Regions from separate parts of the Homo sapiens genome. Here region 1 is linked to region 2. A link is an interaction called in ENCODE POLR2A ChIA-PET data of the cell type or tissue named here. Cell type or tissue: OCI-LY7. All regions are shown on one strand. Links, peaks and the distances in the headings refer to the core of each region. The heading gives the core; the rest is flanking DNA.

Region 1 (11,321 bases), core at 3,456-5,955, 62 kb after region 2:
ATTCCTGGAGTGATATGCCTTAGCTGCCTGTGTTCTAGAAGCAGAGTTGGAAGGTAGAAGATAGAGGATCCCAACATTCAGTACCAGCAAATTTTCATGTAATTCCCTTCTTCCCAATGGGAGTACTCCCACCCTTAACCATGCTCCTCAATTTGGCTTCTTAAATTTGTAGGTTTATATCTTTTGCCAAATTTGGTAAATTTTCTGCCATTCTTTGAATATTTTTTAGCCCTCTCTCTTTCTTCTCTCCTTCTGGAACTCTGAAGACATGAATGCTAGGTCTTTTGTTATAGTCCAACATGTTCCTGAGGTTCTGTCCTTTTAAGTCTATTTTCTTTATGGTGTTAGGATTTGATAATTTCTATTTTTCTATCTTCAAGCACAATAATTGTCCTGTCTTCATTCTGCTTTTTGTTGTTGCTGTTTTACACGTTGATGTTTCCAGGTTGTTAGCTCTTCTAGTACCCCATCTAGAATATATGGTGCAAAGAAAAGCCCAGGTGGCTGGGCACGGTGGCTTACGCCTGTAATCTCAGCACTTTGGGAGGCTGAGGCAGGTGGATCACCTGAGGTCAAGAGTTCGAGACCAGCCTCGGCAACATGGTGAAACCTCGTCTCTACTAAAAATACAAAAATTAGCCGGGCATGGTGGCTCGCGCCTATAATCCCAGCTACTCAGGAGGCTGAGGCAGGAAAATCACTTGAACCTGGGAGCTGGAGATTGCAGTGAGCCGAGATCGCGCCATGGTACTCCAGCCTGGGTGACAGAGTGAGACTCTGTCTCAAAAAAAAAAAAAAAAAAAAAATCACAATGATCACCTTAACACCTAAATCTTTTTCTGCATTTCTACACTTGGATCTTAGGCAAAAGGCCAAGAAGCAATGTTTTTCCACATTTCCGATTTTCATAGAAGACATTTCCAGAAATAAAGTGCTAGTTTAAAGTTCTTGATATATTTTGCTAAACTGCTTTGTACAGAAGTTATAAAAAAGTTTTCTTAATTTCTGGACCATTTTATAACCAAAATTAAGGATATGCTAGATTTCCTTCCCATCAAATACAGTTGACCCTTGAACAACACATGTTCCAACTGGATGGGTCCACTTATATGCGTATTTTCTTCTGCCTCTGCTACCCTAGTGACAGCAGGACCAACTCCTCTTCTTCCTCTTCCTCCTTCTCCTCAGCCTATTAAGCATGAAGACAACAGAAATGAAGATCTTTATGATGATCTATTTCTATATAATGAATAGTAAATATATTTTTCTCTTCCTTATGATTTTTCTTTTATGAGACAGGGTCTTGCTCTCAAATTTCTGGGCTCAAGTGATCCTCTCACCTCAGCCTCCCATGTAGAGAGGACTATAGGTGTGCACCACCACCCAGTTCATTTTAAAATTTTCAGTAGAGATGAGGTCTTGCTATGTTGCCCAGGTTAGTCTCAAAGTTCTGACTTTAAGCGATCCTCCTGCCTTGGGCTCCCAAAATGCTAGGACTACAAGCACAGACCTCTGTGCCCTGCCTTTACAATTTTCTTAATAACATTTTCTTTTCTCTAGCTTACTTTATTGTAAGAATATAGTGTTTATCATATTTATGACATACAAAATATGTTAATCAACTGTATACGATATCAGCAAGGCTTCCAGTCAACAGTAGGCTATTAGTTAAGTATTTGGGAAGTCAAAAGTTATACACGGATTTTTGACTGTGCAGGGCCCTGCACTGTTCAGGAGTCAACACTATGTTTCTAAGTTTTTTGTTTGTTGGTTGGTTATTGTATGAATTCATGATAGGCATAATAATGGCCCCCAAAGACGTCCATTCCCTAATCCTAATCTGTGAATATGTTACCTTACATGGCAAAATGGACTTCACAGATGTGATTACAACTAAAGACATTGAGATGTGGAGGTCATCTTGGATTACCCAGTTGGGCCCATTCTAATCACGAGTCTATTAAAAGGGGACTGCCTTTTTAGCCTGCAGTGAAGCAGAAAGATGCAGTGTGAGAAGCACATTGAAGATGAAGGAAGAGGGCCACAAGCCACAGAATGCAGGCTGCTTCTAGAGGTTAAAAAAGGCCAGGAAACAGATTCTCCCACACAGCCTCCATAAAGGTATGCAGCCTTGCATACACCTTGATTTTAGCTCAGTTAGGCCCATGTCAGACTTCTGACCTACAGAGTTGTAAGATAATAAATTTGTATTCTTTGAGCCACTGAGTGTGGTAATTTGTTGTGGCAGCAATAGAAAACTAATACAGCATCTAAAGAAAAAGCGATCAGGGGCCCATAGGAATAAATTATTGTGACATCAGAACAAAGAGTATTATATAGCATTATTAATACTTCAACTGAAGTAAGACTAAAGAAGCAGAGTCAGATAAAACAACAATATGAATTGTGCAGCACTATCTTAAGAGGTCCCAAGAGCCATTCTCACTTGTTTTTCTGCCACAAAAGAATTAGAATCTGCCAATATACTGTTTTGCTTTTTCCTCTGTTCTTATGCTTCATCCTGTCTTTCTAACATTTAGAGGACATTACTAGACCCTCACAAATTCTAAAGCAAGGCAGGGACAGATTAAATAATCAATGTATTGCAGGTAAAACCTTAGAAATTGATAGAACTTTAAGGTTACCTAATCCACTGAGTTTCCATGGAACTTTAGAGATCTTGAAAAGTTTTATGGAGTATAGGGGCTATCATGAGGTATGGAGAGAGCTGCTAAGACACCATCATCCATTTCAATCAGAAATGTTCTGCTTTAATGTTAAGCTTCCACATAAAACCTGATTGAAAAAAAACCCACAAACTTATACTAAAAAAAAAAAAGTCATAAAGCCAGATGAAAACCATTTTTATCCAGATGAAAAAAATCCAGAGAAGTTGTGAAAGATCTCGGCAAAGCTACTCAAAGTCTGAAGATGAGCAAACCTCTACAAAACAGAGTACTACTGGCTGGGCATGGTGGCTCTGCCTGTAATCCCAGCACTTTGGGAGACTGAGGTGGGTGGATCACTTGAGGTCGGGGGTTCGAGACCAGCCTGGCCAACATAGTGAAATCCCGTTTTTACTAAAAACACAAAAATTAGCCGGGTGTGGTGGTACACGCCTGCAGTCACAGCTACTCAGGAGGCTGAGGTGGGAGGACTGCTTGAAACCTAGAGGAAGAGGTTGCAGTGAGCTGAGATTGCACCACTGCACTCCAGCCTGGGCAACAGAGTTAGACCTTATCTTGAAAAAAAAAGAAAAAGGAAAAGAAACAGTATTACTGAAATATTAACTAATAGAGTCTTATTGAAAAATTAACTAATCCCAATAATCTTTTACATTCCTTTGTAATCTCTGTGACTGAAAATATGGTATTCTTTTTTTTTTTTTTTTTGAGATGGGGCCTCACTATGTCACCCAGGCTCACTGCAACCTCTGCCTCCCAGGCTCAAGCGATCCTCCCACCTCAGCCTCCTGAGTAGCTGGGACCACAGGTGTGTGCCTGTTTTTCTGGTAGAGATGGGGTTTCACCATGGTGCTCAGGCTGGTCTCTAACTCCTGAGCTCAAGTGATTCACCTACCTTGGCCTCCCAAAGTGTTGGGACTACAGGCGTGAGCCACCACGCCCAGCCGCCATTCTTTATCTGTAAAACTGACACTGACTTTTCCACAGAACACATATTTTTAAATTGTTTTCAAGTAGTATATAATACAACAAGTTACATACATAAGTTTTTCTTGTATCCAAAAATACAGATTTAAACTAACTATCTGGGGTAAGGGTATCATTTGTGGTTATAAATATTAATTTCTATATAAGGATAATTGACCTTTAACAGAATCAAACATGCCACAATGTTTAGCCTACAGGCCTAACAAAGAAAAATCTTATTAGGGCCGGGTGCAGTGACTCATGCCTGTAATCCCAGCACTTTGGGAGGCTGAGTCAGGCAGATCACGAGGCCAGGAGTTCGAGACCAGTCTGGCCAACATGGTGAAACCCCTTCTCTGCTAAAGATCACAAGGTTAGGAGTTCAAGACCAGCCTGGCCAACAGGGTTAAACCCCGTCTCTACCAAAGATACAAAAAATTAGCTGGGCATGGTGGCATGCGCCTGTAATCCCAGCTACTCGGGAGGCTGGGGCAGGAGAATCGCTTGAACCGGGGAGGCAGAGGTTGCAGTAGCCGAGATCACACCACTGCACTCCAGCCTGGGCGACAGGACGAAACTCTGTTTCAAAAGAAAAAAAAAAGAAAAATCTTATCAGATAAAGGCTTGGAAGATATTATACTAGAAGGGTACTTTTTTTTTTTGAGACGGAGTCTCACTCTGTTGCCCAGGCTGGAGTGCAGTGGCATGATCTCAGCTCACTGCAAGCTCCGCCTCCTGGGTTCACACCATTCTCCTGCCTCAGCCTCCCTAAAAAGGGTACTTTTCAAAGGAAAAAAATTTCAAATTTTCCCAGTAGTTTTCTGATCCATTTCTTTTTTTTTCCTCATCTGAACTAAACTTCTTAATTCAGATAAATGAAGATTAAAGGGAAAAGACAGAAAAAGAAGGCCCAAGTTTGTTAAAGACTGAATCACTAATTTTATAAGAAATGCATTTTTGTTATTTTTACATTAGTTGAGCAAAAACTAGGCTAATAAATATTGTCTGATACTACTAGATTCCATTTAATGATAATGGTTTACAGGCACTAATATTCCCCTAACCTTCTTTTTACACTATTAATTTTCTCGGAAACTTAAAACAGAAGTAAAAATGTGTCAACTCTTGTGTATCAATCTCCAAATAATAAAGTCATATTTTAGTCTTTAAAAGAACTGATTCAAAAAGAACAAAGATCAAATAAAATTTATTTACCTCAACCAATATACCAACAAAAGGGATAGAAGCTTCTTCATATTTCACAAAGAATACACTGGGATTAGTCTTCCAGACTCCAAGCCATTTGTCTTTCAACTTTAATTTTTCTGATAGGTATTTACCCATAACTTCATCAGCATCTTCTGCCTAACAAGAGAAAAAATGGATCTACATATAAATATATGAAATTATAGATTTTAAACTAAGTGGTTTTTTTTTTTTTTACTGATTTCTATTTTAAAATGGAACCAATATAGCCTTAAATAATGAATGACCTGGAAAATTACAGATTTTAACTGAAACCGCATCTAGTGGAAAACATCACCAACAAAAAATTAAACTTAAAAGAGATCTATTCACTCGAATAATTCATAGATAAGACAGCTAGTTATTGTTTATGTCTTAATTTTCAACTTTTTATAAATATCACTGCAGTGAATATGCAGGTACACAAATTCTTCTGCTACAACTTAAAAAAATAGGTTAGAAACATGAAATATTTGCTCTATTCCGTTTTATCAGATATGTATTTTCTATAAAAGAAAGTCATGCCACCAGGCACGGTGGCTCATGCCTGTAATCCCAACACTTTGGGAGGCCGAAGCGGGCAGATTACCTGAGGTCGGGAGTTCGAGTCCAGCCTGACCAACTGGAGAAACCCCATCTGTACTAAAAAAAAATACAAAATTAGCCAGGCGTGGTGGCTCATGCCTGTAATCCCAGCTACTCGGGAGGCTGAGGCAGGAGAATTGCTTGCACCGGGAGGCGGAGGTTGTGTGAGCCGAGATTGCCCCACTGCATTCCGGCATGGGCAACAAGAATGAAACTCCGTCTCCAAAAAAAAAAAAAAAAAAAAAAAAAAAAAAAAAAAATATATATATATATATATATATATATATATATATATATATATATACACACACACACACACACACACACATTTATATATATATATACACACACATATATATCATGCCGCATTGTGGACTGCTGAGTGGGAAGTACCCTTAAAGTAATTTCTAGCATTCTAGTGTAAAAGTCAAGGCTAAGTGATCTTACTCATGTTTGGACATAAACTGTTAAATAAAGGTACCAAGATTCATGCCTGTGCAATGATAAGGCCAATATATCTTCATTTTTTAGGAGCTCTCAGAAAATTCTCTCTCAGGGCTGTCCCGTTACCTGACGAATTTTGTCGGAAACTCGAACCTTAACTCCTCTAGGGCAGGACGCGGGCACCTCTAACAAGGTGAACGCTCTATACATGTTGACTCCATTTACTTTTTTGAAACGCAAGTTTTCGTTGTGCCCTGTGGATCCCCATCCGCCTAAGAGGGAAGCCCCAGATGCCTGTCCCCAGGTTCCGACGAGCTTCCGACCGTAGTCTTCCTGTCCCGGATCCGCTCACCTTACAGTCCTGCAGCACTTCGTCGCAATACAGCGACACCTTCTCGTCCCGCCACATCCCCCTCATACGGGACACGCAGACTGGGGGCAGGGGCTGCGCCTCCTCTTCATCCTCAGGCACTGGCAGCAGGGGCTCCTCCGCCGCCGCCGCCGCCGCCTCTCCCGTGTCCTCGGCCTGAGCCGCGGGCAGGCGCTGGAGCCGCAGCCTGGCCGTCTCCCGGCCCGCTTTCCCCTTCACCGGGCGAGGGGAGGCCACCACCGACCGCACTGGGATCGCGGTGCCCTTCAGGGTGGTCGCGGCCGCCGTGTCCCCGGAGACAGCGGAGGCGGACTTCTCGCCTCGCCTGTCCGGGCTGATGGTGCGGAATGAGTCCGCGGGCACCGAGGCCTTGGAGCCCGACGCCATCTCCTCAGCAGCCCGAGGGCCGAGGCAGCCGTTGGCCACTTTTCCCGCCCTCGGCCGCTCTGGCCAATAGGCGCTCTGCGCTTCAGGCCCGCAACGAGCGGCTGCTCGAGGGCGTCCCGCCGGGTGGGGTGTTGCGGCTCTGGGAGGGATGTGAGGCGCGGCCCAGAGCTAGGGGGTGCGGGGCCTGCGGGTAGAGCGCGGGGTCCTGCGGACGCATTCAGGGTGCTGGGGGGCGCTGCTCAGAGCTAGGTGGGACAGGGCGAAGCGCCTGGGCTCAGGACAGGGGTGGGGGGGCCCGGGTCAGTGTTGGGTGCGGCTCCGTGCCGAACCCCCACCAGGTGCCGCACACACCAGAAGGTGCCAGACGAGCCCAACGCAATGGCTCTAACCCCAGCCCTCTGTCTCCCCCAGGGGAGGTTTCCTTAGGGTCCTCATACGTTTCAGGGTGATTATGAGTCACCTTCCAGGTCATCAGGACCTAAAAAAATGCTCCACCTACCACTCCACAAACAAAGCCTGAAAGAAAATTTATTTTCATACTGGGAGGTGACACTAACTGGAACCCTCTGGCTATTACTAGAGGAAACCCTAGTGACAAATCCAGCAACCTAGATTTCCCTTTTAGCCCCCACCTATTACAGGGTTCACCAAATAGGATTTCCTTTACATTTTAAATAGGACTTTCACTTTTTGCCAAGATGTGGTCATACCAAGGAGAAGTTAGTCTGTTTTCTTGTCTCTGTTGTGCTATTCAAAATTCTCACATAAAAGATTATATTATATAACTGTTAAACTGGACAACAACTTCCAGCTGGGAGTGATGTGTGCAAACTATGAACACTTTCACGATAAAAGTCTGTTCCAGATCATACATTTTGGAGAACAACAGAGACCACTCACTTCTGGTATTTTACTGTTGAATGTATATTGAGCCAATTGGAATTAACGTTTGTTCACAGTCTAGCTGTGAAATACTGCACTGAAGCTGACAGCTCCCAAGGAGAACAGCATTGGGAAAACACCTGCCTTCCTTCACACTCGTCTGGAAGAACACTATGTTAAATTCTGAGTTTATTTTGAGGAAAATATTAACATCATGTGGCTGGGCGCGGTGGCTCACGCCTGTAATCCCAGCGCTTTGGGAGGCCGAGGCGGGCGGATCACAAGGTCAGGAGATCGAGACCATCTTGGCTAACACGGTGAAACCCCGTCTCTACTAAAAATACAAAAAATTAGCCGGGCGCAGTGGCGGGCGCCTGTAGTCCCAGCTACTCGGGAGGCTGAGGCAGGAGAATGGCGTGAACCTGGGAGGCGGAGCTTGCAGTGAGCCGAGATTGCGCCACTGCAATCCGGCCTAGGCTAAAGAGCGGGACTCCGTCTCAAAAAAAAAAAAAAAAAAAAAATTAACATCATGTTACTGTAGTTTAGGGAATAATTACAACATGCATCATGTTTCAATTCTATTCTTACTTTATTCCTTTCGTTGAGTCCTGGACTTTGTTTATAACAATACTAACTGCATATTTCACTCACACACACACACACAAATGTTTTACTCTAGTGTTTCTTCAAAAGTTTGTTTTTGATAAATTATGGGTTTTTTAATTCTTAGGTTCTGAATAATAAAGACCACCTGTCCTGGGCCAAAGTTTAAAAACAGCAACAGCTCCCTTTTCCTCCAAAAGGCAAATACTTGTTAGAAATCTGTTACATGCCACACAATGCGTAGATGCCACAGTTATAGAGGTAAAAGACCAAATCCCTGCCCTCGTAATCCTAGTGAAAGATACAGATGGGTCAGTAGATGATTGTGTTTGGTAAGGACCATGCTTTTATTTATGTAAATACACATAAATACATACATATATATATTTATATACACACAAATAATTTGTATTTATTTATGTGTGTATATATATGCGTGTGTGTGTGTGTGTGTGTGTGTATATATATACACATATATTCCACATTGTAGGAGAAAAGGACCTTTCTTCTCCAAAGAAGGGATACTTAAGCTGAGTTTTTAAAACAACTTTTTTCTTTTTTTTTGCCTCCCAAAGAAATTTAGCTTGTTTCTCCCACCTCCTGTCTCCTCCAGGATGCTTTGACAAATGGAATACCACTGTCCCTTTTTCCTACAATGACTCCCTTCTCCCAACACAGAGCTCCCAATGCCCAGGCTCAAGATCGGCTTTCAGTTCCACCCATGGCCACTGCGTTTCTTGGTCATTCTTCAAGGGGTCTTTGTGTTCTCAACCTTCTGCCGCAATCCCAAGTGGAAGCTCTGTTGGCTCGCCCTCTAGTCCTCTTCCTGCTGAGCCAGTCTTCAACTAGGAATCACACCAGAGTCACCAGGACAAGGAAAGCTAGGCCCATCTGAAGGAGATTCTGGGCAGTGTGGTCTCAGAGGGCACAGTCTTTCTGGAGTCCCGTCTCTGGTTAAAAGGTAGGTGTCCCAAGAGCCAGAAGAGGTGGGGTCTGCTGGTGTTCTCAATGTCACCTATGATCAGGAGCTTTGCCAGTTCACTGGGGAAAGACCACACATGGTTGTTATAGGAGCCAAAACATCGGTATGTCCCTCTGTGGGTTGTGGTCACAGGACCAATGGGGAACTCCGCCTGGACATTCCCATATCTGCACTGTGTGCGGCTGGATCTTCCCTCCTGTTACCACCAGATCCAGAGTCACTGGGCTCCGACCAGAGCTCCCCAGCCAGATAGAAGCAGCTGTATAGCCCTGCTGTGCGGAAGGTCATGAGTAGGATGTGGAATTCAACTTTGTTAATCCATTCAGGGGGTTTTGGTCTCTCCATGGCAGAAAGGCTTCCTTCAAAGTACAGCTGGTATTCAACAGCCTCAGAATCTCCCCAGTGACAGATGGTCACCGGCTTTTCATTTGGATTCATGAACTGGGTTCAGCCCAGATGATGGGTTTTGGGAGAGTCTGCTGCTGAGCACTGATCCTCTGGCTCAGACACAGCCAGTGGCAGAGCAGGGCAGGGAGTGCAGAAGGCATCACTCAGATTCTGCCAGTCGAGTGCCAAGCAGTGGGGTGGGGACTGAGCCCAGCAGGCCAGGAGATGCACAGTATGTGGTAGGTGAGGCCCAGCGCCCATCACCACGGGGCAGCTTTCACCTTGACTTTTTTCACAAGAAGGTTCACAGCTCCTCTCCACCTCTGACCATGAGTCTACAGAAAGGCCATGGTCCCTATGACACATCTGACCACAGCTGTGGTCTAGCCAGCTCCTCTGATAATTGTCTGCTCAGCCTGAAATGCATTTCTGGGTCAACTTCTCAATTCTGCAATGTGGAAGTCATGCCCAGGGCATGAGTCAGTATTCAGACCCATGATACCCCCTGAGAATCATATAAAAATATAGGGAATTTCACAATGAGATACCATTACCATCTCACACCAGTCAGAATGGCTATTACTAAAAAGTCAGAAATTCACAGACGCTGGTGAGATTGTGGAGCAAAGAGGAAGGTTTACACACTGTTGGTGGGAGTGTAAATTAGTTCAGCCACTGTGGAAAGCAGTTTGGAGATTTTTCAAAGAACTACAAATAGAATTACCATTCAGCCCAGCAATCCCATTCCTGGGTATATATCCAAAGGAAAATAAATAATTCTACCAAAAAGACACATGCACTTGTATGTCCATTGGAGCACTTCACAATAGCAAAGATATGGAATCAACCCAGGTGCCCAACAGTAGTGGATTGGATTAAGAAAATGTAGTACATATACACCATGGAATACTATACAGCTGTGAAAAGGCACAAGATTTTTGCAGTAACATGGATGCAGGTGGAAGGCTTTATCCTAAGCAAATTAACACAGAAGCAGAAAACCATGTTCTCACTTATAAGTGGGAGCTAAACACTGGGTACATGTGAACACAAAGAAGGGAACAACAGTAACTGGGGACTCCAAAAAGGAGGAGAGAAGGAGGGGGGCAAGACTTGAAAAACTATGTATTTGGTACTATGCTCACTAGTTGGGTGACTGGATCATTAAAAGTGCAAGCCTCAGCATTACATAATATACTCATATAAGAAACCTGCACATGTATCCGCTGAATCTAAGAAAAGTAAGTAAAAATAGGGACTTTTTAACGGTGGATCTTCTGTGTACAGCATGCACATGCTTGGATAAGTTAATTGGTTTTATCAGAATGGAATGATAACACTATCTTCTTCAATGATTTGTTATAATATTTCAATAAAATAAAATAAAAGTGAAAAGAAAAGCTTCCCACTTAAAGACTTAATAAGGGCTGGGCACAGTGGCTCTCACCTGTCATCCCAACACTTTGGGAGGCCGAGGTGGGCTGATCACAAGGTCAGGAGTTCAAGACCAGCCTGGCCAATATGGTAAAACGCTGTCTCTACTAAAAATACAAAAATTAGCCAGGCGTGGTGGCGGGCACCTGTAGTCCCAGCTACTCAGGAGGCTAAGGCAGGAGAATCGCTTGAACCCAGGAGACAGAGGTTGCAGTGAGCCGAGATCACACCACTGTACTCCAGCCTGGGAGACAGAACGAGACTCTGTCTCAAAACAAACAAACAAACAAACAAAACAAAACAAAAAAAAAACCTAATAAGAAAAGAAACATTTCTAAGTAAGTAACTAACT
Region 2 (9,670 bases), core at 48-2,547:
GCTACTTTGGACAGGGAAGAGGAGGTGGCGGCTATTAAAACTTGGTTATGTCAGTTCCTGTGTGTAGACAGTAAGGAAAAAAAGGCATGCTATGTGTTACGTGTTTTTTCCAGTATGTTTATTTGCCACCAAAAAGTAAATGCATTTTCACCCATTCTGTGGTTCATTGTAGTTTAAGGAAACCAAGCATATAGATGCATTAGTGATTTTGTTTATATTATGTAAAATATAACGATCTCTTAAAAATACCACAGTTTGTATTTTTTCTTTAAGGAGTAAAGATTTGCCTTTAAATAACTTGGTATTTTCCTGGCTTTCGTTTAATACAATAGAAAATAAAGTATTACACCGAATACTTGCCGTGTAGTTTGTTTGTTGACCTCGTATGTTAGAAAATTTTACAATGCCAGCTACATCTGTTGATTTTAAATGTCAGAGAAGTTGTACCCTGTTTCAAAAGTATACTAAGTGATACTACTTGTAATAGAATAAATCATCTTGGAATTGAATTGTTACCTTTTGAAGTAAATACTGGCAAGTGCACAAGCCACATAAACCTGAATAAAACTTTTGACCTAGGGTTGAACATTTGGCTTCCTCCCATATTCTGTCTTTGAATAAGACCAAGGCCAGCATTTTCTTTTCTAAGTTAGTTTCCACGATGACAATTAAAAGCAATAAAATCAATCCATAGAACTCTTGAATAAAAGGTAAATGAAGCTTCACTGATGTGACACATTTACCTACCTTACTGTGTTGCAAAAGGTTTTTGTTAAGCTACTTTGTTTTAATAGAGATATTCATACATTTATAGCACATTACAGTTTCCAGTGAATTTTTTCACATTTCTCATTTGAGCAAGATACAGTGGAGAGGGCAAAGGTACTGGATTACACAGAACTGGGTTTGTCTTAATTCTGTTCTCAACCATGTGGATGATCTTGGGCATATTTTTGTTTTGGTTTCCTTTTCAAAGTCCTTTATCCTGCATACATGTTTTAGATCACCTTCAGCAATTATTGTTAAGCTGATGGCACCTATCTGCAGACTCACAAGTCTGTCTCCAACCGAAATTTCCTTTCTGAGCCATGTAAACAACTGCACACTGAACATGCGTCTCTGCTTAAATATCCCACAGAAAAAAATCTCAGTGCCTTCCAAACTGACCTTCCCCTCCCCACCTACCCTGTGTCCTGACAGTACTATGTTCTCTGCTCTGCTCTTTGGAGTTTCAGCTGCTTAATTGCTTAAGCCACCATCTCTAGTCAGCTCAAAATATCTTTCAATATACTTTTATAGTTGAGTTGCCTCTGTTCTATTCAGTCTTAGTTTGGACATACAGTGCCACAGCAACTTAACTGATCCTGCCTACAGGCCTGCCTCAAGATGATCTCCACTACAGCTACAGTAAACATTCCCAAACAAATCCAGTTTCATACCCCCTCTCCTGACTTAAACTAATGGTTCTTAACTGCCGTCAGGGTAGAGGCTAAACTCCCTTCTTAGCCACTCACTCCGGCTCTACCTTCATTTCTGCTGTACAGCTGTAGCTAGCCAAACTGAACTAGCACCATCGATTGATCATGAGCTTTCTCTCCCTTTGCAAGTTGTGAAAACTCCCATAAAAGGTATAAAATCAGTAATGGTTCATTTGAATGGTACTCATCCCTCCAACAAATTCAATTAGAAATGTAAATTGATAAATGGCCAAAAGTTGTCAAAGTGCATTCTCTGAAGGTTGAAAGAAGCACTAAGGCACAGTTCTAACGTTACCATGTTCAGCTAAAGACCTGAGGAGCTCCATGTGTAGCTTCCCCCGGTCTTGTGCCCCACATATTCCAGCTGTCCTCCCTAAACTCGTTTGTCTCTTAACCGCAGTGCTCTGCTTGGTACTTTCTCCCTCTGCCATGACCCAGAAAGTGCTTCCACATAGCCATGGACTTGTCTCATTTGTTTTCCTTATTGGGGATCACAGTTCTGCATTGCCTGTTACCTAATGTCTGAAAGCAGCTGTTTCACTAGTTGCTTACATGGGAGGAAAAGTTCAGTGCCATTTGTATTTGTCATAGCTGTAAGTGGGAATCCAGTTACCAAAGAATCCATCATAAGGTCCAGAAATCATTCCTTTTCTTAGATGAGACTTAAAAGAGCAGAAGGCTACGTAGAGTATTTTGTGACATTAATACCTTGAGACATCAACCACTGTTTAATTTCTTTTTTGAGGCAGGGTCACCCAGGCTGGAGTGTAGTGGCACAATCTCAGCTCACTTGCAACCTCTACCTCCCAGGCTCAAACAATCTTCCCACCTCAGTCTCCTAAGCAGTGGATAGCTGGGACCACAGGCCCCTGCCACCACCACACCCAGCTAATTTTTGTATTTTTTGTAGAAATGGGTTTTCACCTGCCCAGGCTGATCTTGAACTCTTGACCTCAGGCAATTCACCTGCCTCGGCCTCCCAAAGTGCTGGGATTACAGGCATGAGCCACCACAGCCCGCCTTCATTTCCTTTCTTAGCCATCTCTACATTTTGCTTAGAACAAAGACAATAGTTAAAGAATGTCACAGCAAGTGTGCAATGACTGAAAGTTCTTCCAAAATGAGAGCTTGAATACACACCGTTCCCATTCAGGAAATGGGAGAGAATTCGAGGAAAAAATAATGTAGAAAGTTTTCTGCTTACCACCCCTTCTCTCACAGCACATATCTGCCGGGGTTTGGGGGTAATAAGAGTTGGCAGTGACAATTGAGTCAGCCCTTCTAGAAGTTCAGACAGGAAAGAGTGGCCTGATGTGCACGTGTTTGGTCTGTGGTTGACAGTTTGAAAGTTAACTGGAAGAAAAAGCTGATGTGCCAATTGCAGGAAGCCATGCTGCAGACCTCCCTGCGTTAACAGAATGTGTAGGTACAGTGTCCTCAAGTAAGCAGCTACAATTTGGTGGGATCTTTTGTGCTGTGAAGCTACACTCCAGACCCTCTGAATGTCACCGATGCCATAGGAACAGATCAGAATATGAATAGTTGTGCCAACTTAGGGGTCAGCCCAGACAACAAGAAAGAAGACATTAACTTTAGCCAAGCATGTATTTGAATACCAATTTCCCTCTTTCTGAATCTGGAAACAGAATTGGGACAGGAGGATAGTAAAGAAAACCAAAAATGGAATTTCTAATTTGGAACTGATGTGAATTTTGGTTTTGACTGGGAAAACGGCTCCTGAATTCTACTGTATTTACCAGAAAGACTTAGACTTGAATTACTGTCCAGAAGACAAAAAGGGAAGTTTTTTAAAGTTGTATTTGTGTAACTTTCATATTTGCAGACTGTTCTATTACATGTAGTATAAAATATTTCTGGACCATGTGGGGAAAATTTAATATTGAATCTCAAAGTTAACTGAGGTTACCTGAATTTCTGAGACTATTTTAGTGATAATTTAGCTTCTAAGAAAAGATGTTGAGGAGAGGTGGAGCAAGATGGCTGAATAAAAGCCTCCAGTGATCATCTCCCTGCAAGAACACCAAACTGAAAACTATCCACACAAAAACCTTTGTAAGAACTAAAAATCAGGTGAGCGATCACAGTACCTGGAAAGAGGTATATTGAGGAAAGAGGCACGGAAGAAGGTAGGAAAGACAGTCTTGACTGGCCTACATCACCACTTCTCTATGCCCTGGCAGCGGCCACATGGCGCAGATAGAATCTGTGTGCCTGGCAGTGGGGGAACAGATTGTGAGACTGCGTTGGAACTCAGTGCTACTCTATCACAGTGCAAAGAAGAATTTAGCCCACGCCCATGGAGGAAACATTTATACCTAGCCAGAGATAGCTAGGTATATTGATACCTAGACACCTAGATATTTATAGCCAGAGATGAATTGTCCTTCCCAGTAGTTGGAACCTGACTTCTGGCAAGCCCTGCCACTGCAGACCAAAGTGCTCTGGGGTCCTAAATGAAAGGCAGTCTAGGCCACAAGGACTGCAATTCCTGGACAAGTCCTGGTGCTGTGCTGGGCTCTGAGCCAGTTCACTTCAGGTACACACAACCTAGTGAGACGCCAGCTGGGGCAGCCAATGGAGTGTTTACGTCACCCCTCCCCCAAAACAGAAAGCACAGCTTGTGGCTTCTAGAAGGACTCCTTCCTTCAGCTGAAGAATGGTTCAACATATGCAAATCAACCAATGTGATAAATCATATCAACGGGATGAAGGACAAAAAACATGATAATTTCCATTAATGCTGAAAAAGCATTTGTTAAAATTCAACCATCCCGTGGGGTGGGGGGAGGGGGGAGGGATAGCATTAGGAGATATACCTAATGTAAATGACTAGTTAGTGGGTTCAGCACACCAACATGGCACATGTATACATATGTAACAAACCTGCACGTTGTGCAAATGTACCCTAGAACTTAAAGTATAATTAAAAAAAAAAACAACCATCCCTTCATGATTTAAATAAAACCCTCAAAAAACTGGGTATAGAAGGACATACCTCAATACAATAAAATCCACATATGACAGACCCACAGCTAGTATCATACTGAATGGGAAAGGACTTTCCTCTAAGATCTAGAACAAGACAAGGATGCCACTTTCACCGTTGTTATTCAACATAACTGGAAGTCCTAGCTAGAGCAATGAGACAAGAGAAAGAAATAAAGGGCAACCAAATTGGAAAGGAAAAAGTCAAATTATCCTTGTTTGCAGATGATATGATCTTATATTTGGAAAAACCTCAAGACTCCAGCAGAAAAACTACTGGAACTGATAAATTTGGTAAAGTTGCAGGATACAAACAGACATACAAAAATCAATAGCATTTCTATGCCAGCAACAAACAATCTGAAAAAGAAATCAAGAAAGTAAGTCAATTTATAATAGCTACAAATAAAATAAAATATCTAAGAATAAACTTCACTGAAGACATGAATGATCTCTACAATAAAAACTATAAAACACTGATGCAAGAAATTGAAGAGGACACCAAAAAATGGAAAAATATTCCTGTTCTTTGACTGCAAGAATCGATATTGTTAAAATGGCCATACTACCCAAAGCAATCTACAGATTCAATGCATTCTCTATCAAAATACCAATGACATTCTTCACAGAAATAGCAAAAATAATTCTAAAATTTAAATGGAACCACAAAAGACCCAGAATAGCCAAAGTCATCCTGAGCATAAAGAACAAAACTGGAGAAATCACATTACCTGACTTCAGATTATACTGTAGAACTATAGGAACCAAAACAACATGGTACTGTTTGCCTCCTCAGAGGAAAGAATTTGAGGGGCATAAGGCAGAAGGAGAGACTGAGGCAAGTTTTAGAGCAAGAGTGAAAGTTTTATTAAGAAGTCTTATAACAAGGGCCAGGCCCAGTGGCTCACGCCTGTAATCCCAACACTTTAGGAGGCTCAGGCAGGTGGATCACCTGAGGTCAGGAATTTGAGACCAGCCTGGCCAACATGATGAAACCCCATCTCTACTAAAAATACAACAATTAAGGCCAGGTGTGGTGGCTCATGCCTGTAATCCCAACACTAAGAGGCCGAGGTGGGCAGATCACCTGAGGTCGGGAGTTCGAGACCAGCCTGACCAGCATGGAGAAACTCCGTCTCTACTAAAAATACAAAATTAGCCGGGCGTGGTGGTGCACGCCCGTAATCGCAGCTACTCAGAAAAGCTAAGGCAGGAGAATCGCTTGAACCCGGGAGGCAGAGGTTGCAGTGAGCTGAGATCGCGTCATTGCACTCCAGCCTGGGCAACGAGCAAAACTCCGTCTCAAAAAAAAAAAAAAAAAAATACAAAAATTAGCCAGACGTGGTGGAGGTCACTTGTAGTCCCAGCTACTCAGGAGGCTGAGGCAGGAGAATCGCTTGAACCCAGGAGGCAGAGGTTGCAGACAGCCAAGATCATGCCATTGCACTCCAGCCTGGGTGACAGAGTGAGACTCCATCTCCCAAAAAATAAATAAATAAATAAAAGTTTTATAACAGGAATAAAAGGAAGGAAAGTACACTTGGAAGAGGGCCAAGTAGGTGACTCAAGACGCAAGTGCGTGGCTTGACCTTTTGACTTGGGGTTTTATACACTGGCATACTTCTGGGGTTTTATGTTACTTCTCCCCAGTTGCCAAACTCCTGAGCTCTTATCAGGAAGCTGCTGATCACCAGTTTCAGGTGTTTTCTATTTATTAGGAGAGACTGCCTTTCCTTGGCACTGGCTGTGACCAGTTATTAGTTTAGAGAGACAGTTGACCACCTGACCATCACCTGATGGTTGCCTGACACTCCTGGTGTATTGTGGGGGGTGGGGGAAGGGGCGGAGCTCTCTTCTGCCCCACTCATACCCAACTAGCTACCCACTGTAACATTACTTGCATGAAAACAGGTACATAGACTCATGGAACAGAATAGAGAAATTAAAACAGTTGAACTCATGGAGATAAAGTAATGGTTACCAAAGGCTGGCAAGGGTAGTGGTGGTGGTAGGAAAGTGGGGATGGTTAATGGGTACACAAATATTGTTAGATTGAATGAATAAGATTTAGAATTTGGTAGCACAACAGGGCAACTACAGGCAACAATAATTTACTGTACATTTAAAGAAAACTAAAAGTTTCCTAGCCAGAGCATCAGACAAGAGAAAGGGCATCAGAGTCGGTAGAGAGGAAGTCAAACTGTCACTGTCAGTGATGTGATTGCATACCTAGAAAACCCTAGGTATGCAGTAAGACTCATCCTAAAAGCTCCTAGATCTGAAAAATGAACTCAGTAAAGTTTCAAGATAGAAAATCAATGTACGCAAATCAGTAGCACTGCTATAAACCAACAACAACTCAGCTGAGACTCAAATCAAGAACTCAATCACTTTTGCAACAGCTGCAAAAATAAAATACTTAGGAATATACCTAACCAAGGAGGTGAAAGATCTCTTCAAGGAAGACTACCAAACACTGCTGAAAGAAATCATCGATGACAGAAACAAATGGAAACATATCCCATGCTCATGGATGGGTAGAATTAATATTGTGAAAATGACCATACTGCCAAAAGCAATCTATAGATTTAGTGCAATTCCCATCAAAATACTATCATCATTCTTCACAGAACTAGAAAAAACAATCCTAAAATTCATATGGACCCAAAAAAGGCCGGCACAGCCAAAGCAAGACTAAGTGGAAAGAACAAATCTAGAGGCATCATATTAGCTGACTCAAACTATACTACAAGGCTATAGTTACCAAAACAGCATGGTACTGGTATAAAAAAAAGGCATGTAGACCAATGGAACAGAATACCCAGAAATAAAGCCAAATATTTACAGCCAACTGATCTTTGACAAAGCAAACAAAAACATAAAGTGGGGAAAGGATACTGCATTCAACAAATGGTGCTGAGATAATTGGCAAGCCACAGGTAGAAGAATGAAACTGGATCCTCATCTCTCACCTTATATAAAAATCAACTCAAGATGGATCAAAGACTTAAATCTAAGACCTGAGACCATAAAAATTCTAAAAGATAACATCGGAAAAACTCTTCTAGATATTGGCTTAGGCAAAGAGTTCATGACCAAGAACCCAAAAACAAATGCAACAAAAACAAAAATAGATGGGACCTAATTAAACTAAAAAACTTCTGCACAGCAGAAGAAATAATCAGCTTAGTAAACAGACAGTCCACAGAGTGGGAGAAAATATTTGCAAACTATGCATCCAACAAAGGTCTAATATCCAGAACTCAAATCAGCAAGAAAAAAAATCAAAAAGTGGGCTAAGGACATGAATAGACAATTCTCAAAAGAAGTTATACAGGCCAGGTACAGTGGCTCATGCCTGTAATCCCAGCACTTTGGGAGGGTGAGGTGGGTGGATCGCCTGAGGTCAGGAGTTCAAGACCAGCCTGGCCAACATGGTGAAACCCCATCTCTACTAAAAATACAAAACCTAGCTAGGTGTGGTTGTTGCGCACCTATTATCCCAGCTACTCGGGGGACTGAGGCAGGAGAATGGCTTGAACATGGGAGGCGGAGGTTGCAGTGAGCCGAGATCGCACCACTGCACTCCAGCCTGGGCAATAGAGTGAGACTCCATCTCAAAAATTAAAAATAATAAAATAATAAAAATTTTAAAATTAAAAAGATATACAAATGGCCAAGAAACATATGAAAAATGCTCAACATCACTAATTATCAGGGAAATGCAAATTAAGACCACAGTGAGATACCACCTTACTCCTACATAAATGGCCATAATTTAAAAATCAAAAGAACAATGGATATTTGTATGGATGTGGTGAAAAGGGAACACTTTTACACTGCTGGTGGGAATGTAAACTAGTACAACTACTATGGAAAACAGTATAGAGATTCTTTAACTAAAAGTAGATCTACCATTTGATCTAGCAATCCCACTACTGGGTAGTTCCCCAGAGGAAAATAAATCATTATATGTAAAAGACACTTGCACACGTATGTTTATTGCAGCACAATTCACAACTACAGAAATACAGGACCAGCCTAAATGCCCATCAACCAAGTGGATAAAGAAAATGTAGTATATACATACTATGGAATACTACTCAGCCATAAAAAGGAATGAAATAATTGCATTTGCAGCAACCTGGGTGGAATTGGAGAACATTATTCTATGTAAAGTAACTCAGGGATGGAAAAACCAAATATTGTATGTTCTCACTTATAAGTGGGAGCTAAGCTATGAGGACGCAAAGGCATAAGAGTGATATAGTGGACTTTGGGGACTTGGGAAAAGGGTAAGAGGGAGTGAGGGATAAAAGACTACACATTGGATACAATGTACACTGCTCAGGTGTTGGGTGCACCAAAATCTCAGAAACCACAACTAAAGAACTTATTCATGTAACCAAACACCACCTGCTCCCCAAAAACGATTGAAATAAAATTTTTAAAAAAGATAACTAAAAGTGTATAATTGTATTGTTTGTAACAAAAAGAAAGAATAAATGCTTGAGGTGATGGGTGCCCCATTTATTGTGTGTGGTTATTACTCATTGCATGCCTGTATCAAATTATCTCATGTACCTCATAACTATATACACCACTATGTATACACAAAACTAAAGATTAAAAAAATAAATTTTAAGACATAGAAAAAAGATGTAAAAAGAATCTTTACTTCCTGGGAACTGACTAGAGTTGCCAAATGCCTCAATTGGCCCAGGACTATCTGTTTTCCTAAGACAGAAGAAGTGCTAAAACTGGGAAAATCCTGGGCAAACTGGGATGAATTGGTCATCCTAGGATTTATCTTAAATGGAAGCACTTTTAGGAATTTTCAAACTTTGAAATTCCATATTTCTTTCATACCTAGAAATAAATTTAAGATAAAGGTAACAAAGCAGTTGGCTATATAATCAAATGTTAAATGTTTCTCATCTTAACAGGCATAACTGTAAAACATTTTTCATGCTAACATGTAAAAAATAACCAATAAATACATTATTTTAGTTTTACATTTTTGTGTTAATATAATACATTATATGTACATTATAATATATATCTATTATATAATAAATAATCTCACATCTCAAGTTTTTTTTTTTTTTTTTGAGATAGAGTCTCACTCTGTCACCAGGCTGGAGTGCAATGGCGCCATCTCGGCTCACTGCAATCTCCATCTCTCC

What was found. Peaks named below come from ENCODE experiments on the same cell type or tissue, not always from the same donor. Only the 100,000 strongest peaks of a DNase experiment are listed, where the experiment ranks them.
Region 1: POLR2A ChIA-PET joins it to region 2 with 25 read pairs; 4 of 35 experiments call an interaction of 5 or more read pairs at or near these places.

What each region holds. Positions count from the first base shown.
Region 1 is chr1:182,946,453-182,957,773 of GRCh38, forward strand. It overlaps SHCBP1L (SHC binding and spindle associated 1 like), which reads right to left and starts at 6,714. Exons shown (of 10, transcript NM_030933.4): 1 at 6,277-6,714; 2 at 4,866-5,015. The coding sequence starts at 6,681. It also overlaps the pseudogene LOC100271717. RefSeq lists an enhancer at 11,107-11,321. In OCI-LY7, for the core only: no CTCF peak of the experiment used is centred there; no DNase peak of the experiment used is centred there.
Region 2 is chr1:182,887,397-182,897,066 of GRCh38, forward strand. DHX9 (DExH-box helicase 9) reads left to right here. Exons shown (of 28, transcript NM_001357.5): 28 at 1-586. The coding sequence ends at 38. Among named protein-coding and RNA genes, the nearest start is that of DHX9-AS1, 53 kb to the left of the region's middle. RefSeq lists a silencer at 2,797-2,846. In OCI-LY7, for the core only: no CTCF peak of the experiment used is centred there; no DNase peak of the experiment used is centred there.